2 separate regions of the Homo sapiens genome follow, and region 2 is linked to region 1. The links are chromatin loops, found by intact Hi-C in ENCODE. Cell type or tissue: PC-3. All regions are shown on one strand. Each heading gives the region's core, and the rest is flanking DNA. Links, peaks and the distances in the headings are about the cores only.

Region 1 (5,384 bases), core at 107-5,106:
AGGGACTGCTAAGTTATAGGCAAGGGGATTTATATGACATATAAAATAAAGATTCCAGTTTCTGCTGACTCTTGTGAGGCAAGTAGTGGAAGAACCAATCTTGTGAACCCTATCGGTCCTTGTCAGCTGATGTGAATTTAACACACATTTGCCATCCTGGAAAAGTTATTGATCATGATTAATCTCTAAAATGTATTTTCCTAAACTTAAAAAGTGATACCACTTACCCTTAAGATTTATGCACTTTACTTGTGTTAGTGATGCCTCAATTAAAAAGTAATTTTTTTAAATAAAGAGATACTTTTTCATGTGAAACTTTTTTTCCAAGGAACCAAATATTGAACTGAATTCTTGACAGTGAGAGGTTTTGGCTGTTGATAATGATGTTACATACATGTTGTCAAATATGTGAATGAGAATCCCTGTTTGGAGTGGGATGTGGCATGGGGAGGTTGAATCTTGTCACCATTTGCCATTACAGCTTTAGTGGTATTGGAGGTTTATGTTATCACAAAGAAAACTTACCCTTTCTTCAGTATGTTAAAAGCTGGCTCACATGTTTAGGCCTGCTAATCTTACCCATAATCCATTCTTTACTATGTATTATTTTATTTTTACTCCTTGGACTTTTGAAAAACATTTCTTATATCTACCTGTAGCCTGTACAACATGTCTTCTTCTTCTTCTTCTTTTTCTTCCTCTTCTTCTTCTTCTTCTTCTTCCTCTTCTTCTTTCTTCTTTTCTTTTCTTTTTTTTTTTTTTTGAGACAGAGTCTTGCTCTGTCACCCAGGCTGGAGTGCAATGGCGCGATCTCGGCTCACTGCAACCTCTGCCTCCTGGGTTTTAAGCAATTCTCTCTGCCTCAGCCTCCCAAGTAGCTGGGATTACAGGCACCTGCCACCACGCCCAGCTAATTTTTGTATTTTTAGTAGAAATGGGGTTTTGCCATGTTGGCCAGGCTGATCTTGAACTCCTGACCTCAGGTGATTCACCTGCCTCGGCCTCCCAAAGTGCTGCAATTATAGGCATGAGCCACTGCACCCGGCCATCTCATTCTTCTTTAATGGAAGATATTGGAATCCAACTAGCCTTGTAGTTTCTCTCAAGAAGTTTCTTAAGTAATGTTGGCTTACCAATTGGGGCATAGTAGACCCCAAAATGTATCAGGATTGTAAATAAGTGCTAAGGCCTACTACAACTTGCTGTTTGGGAGAAAGGAAAGATGGGACAAGAAAGCAAGATGAACCAATAGTAATAAAATTGCTACATTTATGTGGCATTATATATTTTTCAAAGGCTTTTCCTGCTCTGAGACTTAAAGCATGATGGTGCCAGAAAGGAAACACATTCTTTAACCAAGCCAGGTCAATGCTATATTTAAGTATCCAACAGAATCAAACAGAAGGTGCTGGAAAAAAATCAGTATATTGATTTCACTAAGCCTGAGGTGGCTGTTCTAAATTTTGCAAGCATGAAATTCATACCAAAAAGTGATATTTTGAAAAAATTACTACATTACTCGATAATAAATTTCAACTATGAATTGGACCACTTCTTTCTTGACCAAATCATTGACCAAATTTTGTTTTGTCTGTCAGTTCTACTCTCCATACCTAACGTGACTACTGCTATTATCACTAATAATCATAATTTATAGATTTACTTTATTAAAGTTAAAATACTAATTGATAGTATATACCATAAAGTCAACTCACTGGCTGTCATTCAATATGCCTTGCCTTTGAGTAATGATCATGATTTATTAAACATGCAGATTTTCAGGCTATATAGTTCAGTGGATTAGAACAAGAGCTTAGTAATCAGACAAGTTGGGGTGAAAGCCTGGCCCTGCCACTTATGAGTCACCTATATGACTTTGGGTAAGTTATTTCATCTTTGTGTCTCAATTTCTTTATCTTCATCTTTGGGATAATAATACATCTCAGGATTGTTTTGAGGATTAAATGAGATAGTCCACAAAAAGTCTTGACCCAGAGCTTGTACCCAGTAAGAGTTTAGCTAGCTATTATATAATTATTATTATTATAGCTAACTTTCTCCTATATGTCAAAAGATACTGAAAATTCAGTTGGATAGCTTTGTAATAAGAATTAAGGACTGAGAATACAGTGGCCCAAAGAAAACAGAACTATGAGCCAATAATTCCAGATTATGATTGCCTGGTTGCCATATGATAAGTGCATTCATTTTACAATATATTTATCCACATACTACCAAATACCTAGGTTTATATATTTTGAATTATGTCAAAATCTCATTACTGTTGAAAATATTCCCACTCAGCAGGTTCCATTTTAGTACCAGTTGAACAATACCAGTGGTAGATGGAATGTGTTAGTGTGAAGCTGGAATGACTGCTGACAGGCTGTAATTTGCTTTATGAAGTGTGGGTTGTCACATATACAATTATCTGGTTTATATTTGTTGCTGCCAGCCCTACAGTTTGTTAACATCCAGGAGTTATGCCTTTATGTGAAACCTAAGAAGGGTTAAAAATCCCAGCATTTTCTTACAGGGTGGGAGAGGAGAAGACAGTGGCTGCTTTTTTTTTTTTTTTCTCTTTTCTTGTTTCTTTTTCTTTTCTTTTTTTAAGAACTAGGATGATGCTACACACTACAGCTCACCCTACTGGTCAAAATTAAAAACTGCATTACAAAGGACCATTTTCTTGAGGGAAAAAAAGAAAAAAAGAACTTTTCAATTAGCTCCCACTGACATTTTCCTGTCCAATCCACCACTGACAGATATAGTTCATTCTGAGAATATCATTAAGCTATGCTGCCCTTTCGGTTGTTGGATTCACAGGTGTTGTTATAGTGATTATACTAAGAGTGTCTAATCAATTTGGCTCCATTTGTGATTATTTAGACTGTGCCACTCTCCTCAAATGTTATCTCTAAAGGTTCTTAAGAAGGCTGTTATTCTTAGCATGATTACATAATTAGCAAACAGTAAAAAACTGTAGTTTTTTACTAAGCTAAGCTAAAAACTGTAGTCTTAGGTTCAATTTACTTCTTGTACATTTGAGATCCAGTTGGAGCAACTTTTTAAAAGAATGATAAATGGAAACTTTCTTTACCTGACCTATCATTTATTCTGTAGACTTAATGACATTCAGTACCATTACACTCACTGCCAGGGCTTTGGGGGGAAAAAAGGAATATTTATACATTGAATTATAGATAGGTGTAGTAAAGGAAAAAAAAAAGAGAGATAGGCAGAAAGTCCGACTGTATAGAACAGAGAAGAATTTGAGTCCTTCACTATACATGGATTAATCACAAGAACTAACCACACAGATCCAAATGGATATTTAGAAATTGGTGAAGCCTCTAGGATGTTCTCTGGAAAACACAGTACATTTTCTAATGCATGAATATGTGCAAAATGGTATGTAATTTATAATGGAAGTGTTGACAGAATTTTAGTTTTGGTGCAGCAAATGTGCTCTATAATATACTTATGTGTGAGTAACATTTCATATATGGTCACATCTGTACCCAACATATATCTTTAGTTGGTATTAGATTCAATAACTTAGTTGAATGGTTATAATAAGGACCAATAAGCTGCAGTTTTGCTAACCTTACTATAGTTCAGCTTTGGGAGCTGTATTACTATTAAATTGGCCCATGAAAATCTGGCAATATTAATGCTATCAAGCATGAAAACTAACTGGACTTGGATCAGGGAGCTTTATTTATAGCATTTTAGTGAGAATTTATTAGTTTAAAGAGGGAGCTGTATTTCTTATGGGATCTTAAATATTAAATAGAATAGGAAGTCATGTGTTTCCTTCCAACAACAACAATAATTTAAAATTTTTCAATTTTAAATTAATCTAAATTTCCTTATATAATCCAGAGATACTTGGTGAAGTAATAGCAAACCCTAGTGTTTTGTTGTTGTTGTTGTTGTTGTTCTTTTTTGTTTGTTTGTTTTTGAGATGGAGTTTCACTCTTGTTGCCCAGGCCGGAGTGCAATGGCACAATCTCGGCTCACCGCAACCTCTGCCTCCCGGGTTCAAGCGATTCTCCTGCCTCAGCCTCCCAAGTAGCTGGGATTACAGGCATGCACCACCATTCCTGGCTAATTTTTTTGTATTTTTAGTAGAGACAGGGTTTTCCATGTTGGTCAGGCTGGTCTCAAACCCGAAACTCAGGTGATCTGCCTGCCTCGGCCTCCCAAAGTGCTGGGATTACAGGCATGAGCCACCACGCCCGGCTGCAAACCTTAGTTTTTAACCACGCCATATAAACAGTTGGTTGCAAATATGAATAGAGTCTTTATAATATAGCTCACAATTAATTTGAAGAGAAATAAAAGACGATGATGTAGACTAACAAAAAAAATCGAGACTTTACATATTGAATAAGCAAACATATATGTTTTCTCTGTTATTTGTTATTTTCTCACTTTTTTTAATGCTTAAACCATTTTCTGTCTTTTTAAATTTCTTTCTCATTTCTCTGGTAAAATTGTCATTATGGCCTGTTTTTGTCTCAAAATAGTATCTGCAAATTCAGGACTAAACGGATTTGCTGTGAACTAAAATAGTTACAAGGGGAACATCATCATGGTTCATTTTTCTCCCTGTTTTATTTGGAATTGAATTAGTAAATGAAGTTTTAGCAGTTTAATTCACTTCTCCATAAAGTTTATGGAGCAGCAACAGCTGGTTGAATCTGTGGCAGAAAAAGCCAACTTCTAGTGGCCAAGACTATTGTTTCAGAATTAAGGGGGAAAACTCATTAACTGTTAATGAAAACACAGGGAATAAAAACAAATAGCACAGAAACCCTAGGAAATAATTACCTTACACCTGACACAAAGCTGCTTTATCTTTCTGCTCCAACCCTCAGAAATTCACAACTTATCACTCTGTGGAGCATGAATGAAATTGAGTTTGACTCTCAGAAAAGAATAGAGAAATCATCCTGCTTATGGGCCCCTCAACATGTACTGGGTGGAGAACCTGCCATTGAATATACCAAGGAGTGTATCTAACGCCCAATTCTTATGACACTTAGGCTACAGGAGCAAATTACCTGCTAATAGCAGGTGAACCCTTGATATAGTTCCACTAGATCTTGTTTAGAAATACAAAGAGAAAGGACTGAAGGTAGTGGATGTGATTAATGGAGATATGATGTGTTAGAATATATATCTGTATAGAAATATATTGATTCTGAGGGAGTTGCAGTGGGAAAATGTGTCTCCAGTGGCAAGGGGTCTTGCTTGTGAGAAATCCACTCTAAGCAGATAGAGTTCTAAGCCCTAATTGTAGAGCTGCTGAGTGGAAATGTCTGTCACTATAGTTTGTGATCATTTATGTCTGATCCCACTGGACTACAGTTGTGGCC
Region 2 (5,337 bases), core at 1-5,000, 120 kb before region 1:
CTCTATTCCTGGAAGGCAGCTGCAACTGGAATGGGTGGGAAGATGGGACAGAAATTAAGACAACTGCAGATAAGGAGGATGCCTGGGGGGACCCACAGGAATCTGAACTTCAACCCTGGCTCAGGAAACAGGGCAGGAAGGCTCAGGGAATACAGACCTGGAGAAAAGGACTAGAGATGCTCAAATGACTCATCATGTGCCTCAGGAAGAGGAATTTTGAAAGTATGGACACTGAGTCTTATGTTTCTAATCTCCAAGAAAACGTGATGCTTTCTAGCTGGCCCACTTCCTCATCAGTTAAGATTTTCACAGAGCCTCTGACATTTAGAAAGCCTATCTCCTGACACCCACCTTTTGGAATGTGGTCCTGGGCAGACTCAGAATTGCTGTTTAAAATGTTTAATTGAGCAGATGGTTTGGAATGTGAGGACTGAATACCCCCTTTTGAAAGCCAAGAGCTACGGGAGTCTATCAGGCATGGGATGGGGGAAGAGGAGAAAACGAAGGAAAGACATCATTCCAAATAGCCACAGGTGGGAAGCCAGAGTGGGGAGGAGGGGTGGCCTCACTTTGTCACACCACTGACCTGAATCACAGGGCAGGGCCGGAAGGGAATGCCAGTTGCAAATCTTGCCACCTCATCTCACAGCTCACCAAATATTACGGCTTCACACATAAAAACCAGAGTGCTAAGCTGCCAGGAGTGTTAAACTCAAGTAGCTGTGACCAGAAGCAGGCAGGCTCTGGGGACAGGAGTGGGGAGGCTGTCACAGCAGGGCCAGCAGCTCCCATTGGACCCTCCCAGCTCTTAGGTAGCAACTGGAACTGAGCAGGAAATGTAGCTGTTGCCCTGAGAGCCACCTCTGCTGCTCGCCTCTCCATGGTGACAGCATTTAGGGGAGTCCTGCACCTCCTTAGCAGGAGCTGGGCTGCCTCTGAGCAGAAAATAAATGCTTTCAAGCCCCATAAATCAATGAAAATTAGCGGGAGTCAAGGTAAAAATCCATCCTCCACCACTTGGATGTTTGAGCCAAGGTTCTTCTCGGTGATTTAGAGCCATGTAATTAGAGTGATCCACTCTCAGTTGCTGTTGTTGTTTTTTCTTCCTCCCTTCTCTTTCCAGACAAAGTCCTCTCCTATGAGGCAGGTTCCCACTGGCCTCTAGCTCCTCTGGCTAGAAACAGGTGTGTGCACCTGTCAGCTTGGCACCTTGATGGATCTCTGTGCTATCTTGGTTCGCCTCCTCCCTGCCTGCCCCTAATGAACAGTCCGCCCCAGGCTAGGTATGAGATGTGGGTGGGGAGACACACCATCCTTCATAGTCGCCCTCTATCCTCCGCAGAAGTAGAGAGGTGTGGCTGTTAATCCTCAGGTGAAATGTGGCCCCATCCCAGAGGTGGAGGAGGGGGCTGGAGTAAAGAGAGCCTCTGACCTCTGAACTGGGGAGAAGATTGATAGTGGCATGAAGGTTTCCCAGCCTTGCGACCCCTGCCGGATTAGGAACATAATCCAGCAGTTGACAGACATGTGAGGTGGGATTCAGAGGAGTTAGTTGCCTGGATTTACATTTTAAAAAGGCCCCAAGGCCCAGAGGGACAACATGACATGAGGAAATGCAGATAGAATTTAGAGTCCCAGAGACAAAGATTCAAATCCCATCTCCATCATTTCTTATCCGTATGACCATGAACAAATTTCATCAGCTCTTTGAGCCTCAGTTTCCACAATTTAATTTTACTTAAAATTAAAATATTGATGCTATCTCACACAGAATTCTAGTGAAGATTAGATGAAGTAATCAATGTAAAGTTCTAGCATATAATGCCTGGAACATAGCATTTTTTCCCAACGCGCTACCTTTCTGCCTCTCAAATCTTCTCCTTGCTCGAGGCTGTACAACAAGCTAGGAAAGGAATTACAACCCTAACCCAGCTCCTGACATCTTGCTCAGGAAGTGACCTATGTGGGGCTCTCAATCTAGATGCTCACTGAATGGCAGAGAAAACAAAATTAGTAGTTTCCTTCAGGAGGCCAACTAGAACATGCCGCCTCTGAAGAGTGAGGAAGCACGACCAGCATGCTGTGAGGTACCTTGCCAGGTTCAATTCCTGCCTCAGTCTTTTTTTTTTTTTTTTTTTTTTTTTTTGAGACAGGGTCTCTTATGCTTTGTCACCCAGGCTGGAGTGCGGTGGTGTGACCATGGCTCACCACAGCCTCAACCTCTCAGGCTCAAGTGATCCACCCACCTTAGCCTCCCAAGTAGCTGGGAGAAACACCCCCAGCTAATTTTAAAAATATTTTGTTGAGACAAGATCTCACTATGTTCCCCGGGCTGGTCTTGAACTCCTGGGCTCAAGAGATCCTCCTGCCTCAGCCTCTCAAAGTGCTGGAATTACAGGCATGAGTCACCACGCTCAGCCCCTCAGCCACTTTTAAGTTATGACCCTGAGCAATTCCCTAAGCTTCGGTATCTCCCAATGTAAAGTGGTTATAATTGTAATTCTTGCCACAGGGTGGCTCTGAGATTCAAAGGAAATAGTGAATGGGAATACCCTTTGCAAATGATTCCGTATGTATAATAAAGTAACAACTTTACTAACAGAATTTCTCTTAGGAAGGGAATTCTGCTTAGAAGAATGCCTTGATGTGCTTAACACATGGCAGATGTGCTCACAACTTCAGAGAAGGGAGAATATTGCTCTGCATGAGAGAGAGAAGAGAAAAAAGAGGAGGAGGAGCAAGGCACCAACGGGATGGAGAGAGGCCAGGTGTGGAGAAGGGAGAAGTGAAACTCCATACCGTTGGATTGACAAATGGGTGTTTAACAACAATGATGCCCATTGTGCCCCTTCAAGTTGTCTGTGCTGCATAATGTAAGCTCTCTCTTTCTCCCCTACAAAATCTTTGAGTATATCTATTAAACTCACAATTTTTAGAACATCAATCACAAAATCTGGTGATTTACACATATTCTTTCATTTATTTCCCCTATAACTTTTCACAGATGAAGATACAGGCTCAGAAAATATGGACAACTTGCTCAAGGTCACACAAGTGACAGCTGTTGGAGGAGGGCTCTGGATACTGTAGTGCGTTGCCCTTCTGGGCCTCAGTTTTTGAGGTTAAAAAGGTCACTTAACCTCCATGGGTCCCCAGTTTTTCTATATTTAAGAAGTATCTTGGCTGGGCACAGTGGCTGACTCCCGTAATCCCAGCATTTTGGGAGGCTGAAGCAGGTGGATTGCTTGATGCCAGGGGTTCGAGACCAGCCTGGCCAACATGGCAAAACCCCATCTCTATACAAAAATTAGCCGGGCATGGTGGCGTGCGCCTGTAGTCCCAGCTACTCGGGAGGCTAAGGCAGGAGAATTGCCTGAACCCAGGAGACAGAGGGTGCAGTGAGCCAAGATTGTGCCACTGCACTCCAGCCTAGGTGACAGAGCGAGACTCTGTCACAAAAAAAACACAAAAATCTTTATTGCTTCTTTCCTTGGTCACTCAGATACTTGATAGATGAAAGAGGTCATAGATGTAAAGTACTTTCAGAGATTTTAAACAAACAACTGTGAAAGAAAGCTATTTATTAATATAATACACATCTCCCCATGCTAAAAGGTCTACTTAATCCATCCTGTCCTAAGAAGCCAAAGAGAACTAACCTTCACTCCTGTTTAGAGAGAACAGTTTAGTTTGTCCTTTCTAGTCCAGTGCCAAGTCTATTGCACTTTGCTTTCTCACAATAGAAACCAAGCATATGGATCTCCCTTAAAACCACACAAGTCCAAATAACATGATCATCTCAAAGGATTCCCTTTCTCCTGGAAAATATTTAACAAACAGCTTTCCAGAAAAAAAGTTAAGTCCTGATTTGTTGCATTCGTCTATTTCCTTGGTGTAAATAATTCCACCATGCCTGATTTCAACTTTCTTCATGACATCATTGAAAACAGGATTAGGAAGAGATGTGCAGTTATAGTGTTTCTACCACCTAGGTACACCAGACATAAATAACCCTAAAAGGTTAGATAGCAATGAAATTTAGCAAAATAATTAGGAAGTGATGATATTTAGTATCTTTTTTTCTTTTAATATAATTTGGGCCACGTATAGGCACGGTGGCTCACACCTATAATCCCAGTACTTTGGGAGGCTGAGGCGGGAGGATCATTTGAGGTCAGGAGTTCAAGACCAGCCTGGCCAACATGGCAAAACTCCGTCTCTAATAAAAATACAAAAATTAGCCAGGCATTTTGTCACACACCTGTAATCTCAGCTACTTGGGAGGCTGAGGCATGAGAATCGCTTGAACCTGGGAGGTTCAAGGGTGACAGAATGAGACTCAGTCTCAAAAAAACCTATATATATATGTGTGTGTGTGTGTGTGTGCATAAATATATATGTTTGTATATATATACATATAATTTATTGTAACTTTATACCATTTTAGTTTGTTTTCTTTTCTTTTTTTTTGAGACGGAGTTTTGCTCTTATTGCCCAGGCTGGAGTGCAATGGTGTGATCTCAGCTCACTGCAACCTCTGCTTCCTGGGTTCAAGAAACTCTCCTGCCTCAGCCTCCTGAGTAGCTGGGATTATAGGCACCCACCACCATGCCTGGCTGATTTTTGTATTTTTAGTAGTGACAGGGTTTCACCATGATGGCCAGGCTGGTCTCCAACTCCTGACCTCAGGTGATGTGCCTGCCTCGGCCTCTGAAAGTGCTGGGATTACAGGCATGAGCCACAACATCTGGCCAATTTTAGTTCTTTTTAAAAACAATTTATTTTTGCAAAATTCTTGACAGTTTAACAATCAGTGCTCATGAGCAAGAATGTGGCAGCTTCACTTCCCTCCTTGTGACCTGCACTTGCACCTGCACTCAGGCAGGCCGGAGCACAGAAGCTGAGGCATGTTGGAGAAAGTGCCAAGTGCTTCTGTGATATATTTTTCATTTCTAAAAACAAGATTCACGAAGAAATAACATGCTGAATTGAAAAATGGTTATTTCGATCTCAAAGATTCTTTAATTGAAAATACTCATCTAGGTCAATTCCCTAGCCATGAGCAAGAATTCTTTCTGGTTCTGTTCTCCAGGGTACCTTATTGATCACAGTCCTGTTGGAAAACAGATGGCACACTCAAATGGGGTTTGTCTGAGTAAAGTTTAATGCAGGCATATTTACAAAGATATGGGCAGGGTTCAGAGAAACCCATAAGAAATGGTGCGGTTAGCCAGAATAGGGAATAATGACCACTCGAGGCCTAAAGGATTGGGAAGGAGCAGTCCTCACAGTCTGGAGAGAGTTGTAGGAGAGGGTTGGCCCACAGGAGCTGTGGCC

Evidence for each region. Hi-C counts contacts between places; a loop is a spot of excess contacts. Peaks named below come from ENCODE experiments on the same cell type or tissue, not always from the same donor. Only the 100,000 strongest peaks of a DNase experiment are listed, where the experiment ranks them.
Region 2: it touches region 1 in a loop (4-fold over the local background); 8 of 110 quality-filtered maps call a loop at or near these places.

What each region holds. Positions count from the first base shown.
Region 1 is chr17:48,349,277-48,354,660 of GRCh38, reverse strand. All of the region lies in intron 3 of SKAP1 (src kinase associated phosphoprotein 1), which reads left to right. Among named protein-coding and RNA genes, the nearest start is that of SKAP1-AS2, 58 kb to the right of the region's middle. In PC-3, for the core only: CTCF peaks have their summits at 2,439 and 2,658; a DNase peak (open chromatin) is centred at 2,640.
Region 2 is chr17:48,468,015-48,473,351 of GRCh38, reverse strand. No RefSeq gene overlaps it. Among named protein-coding and RNA genes, the nearest start is that of SKAP1, 40 kb to the right of the region's middle. In PC-3, for the core only: a CTCF peak has its summit at 2,546 (motif pointing right); DNase peaks (open chromatin) are centred at 201 and 591; H3K4me3 peaks cover 373 bases; H3K27ac peaks cover 2,483 bases.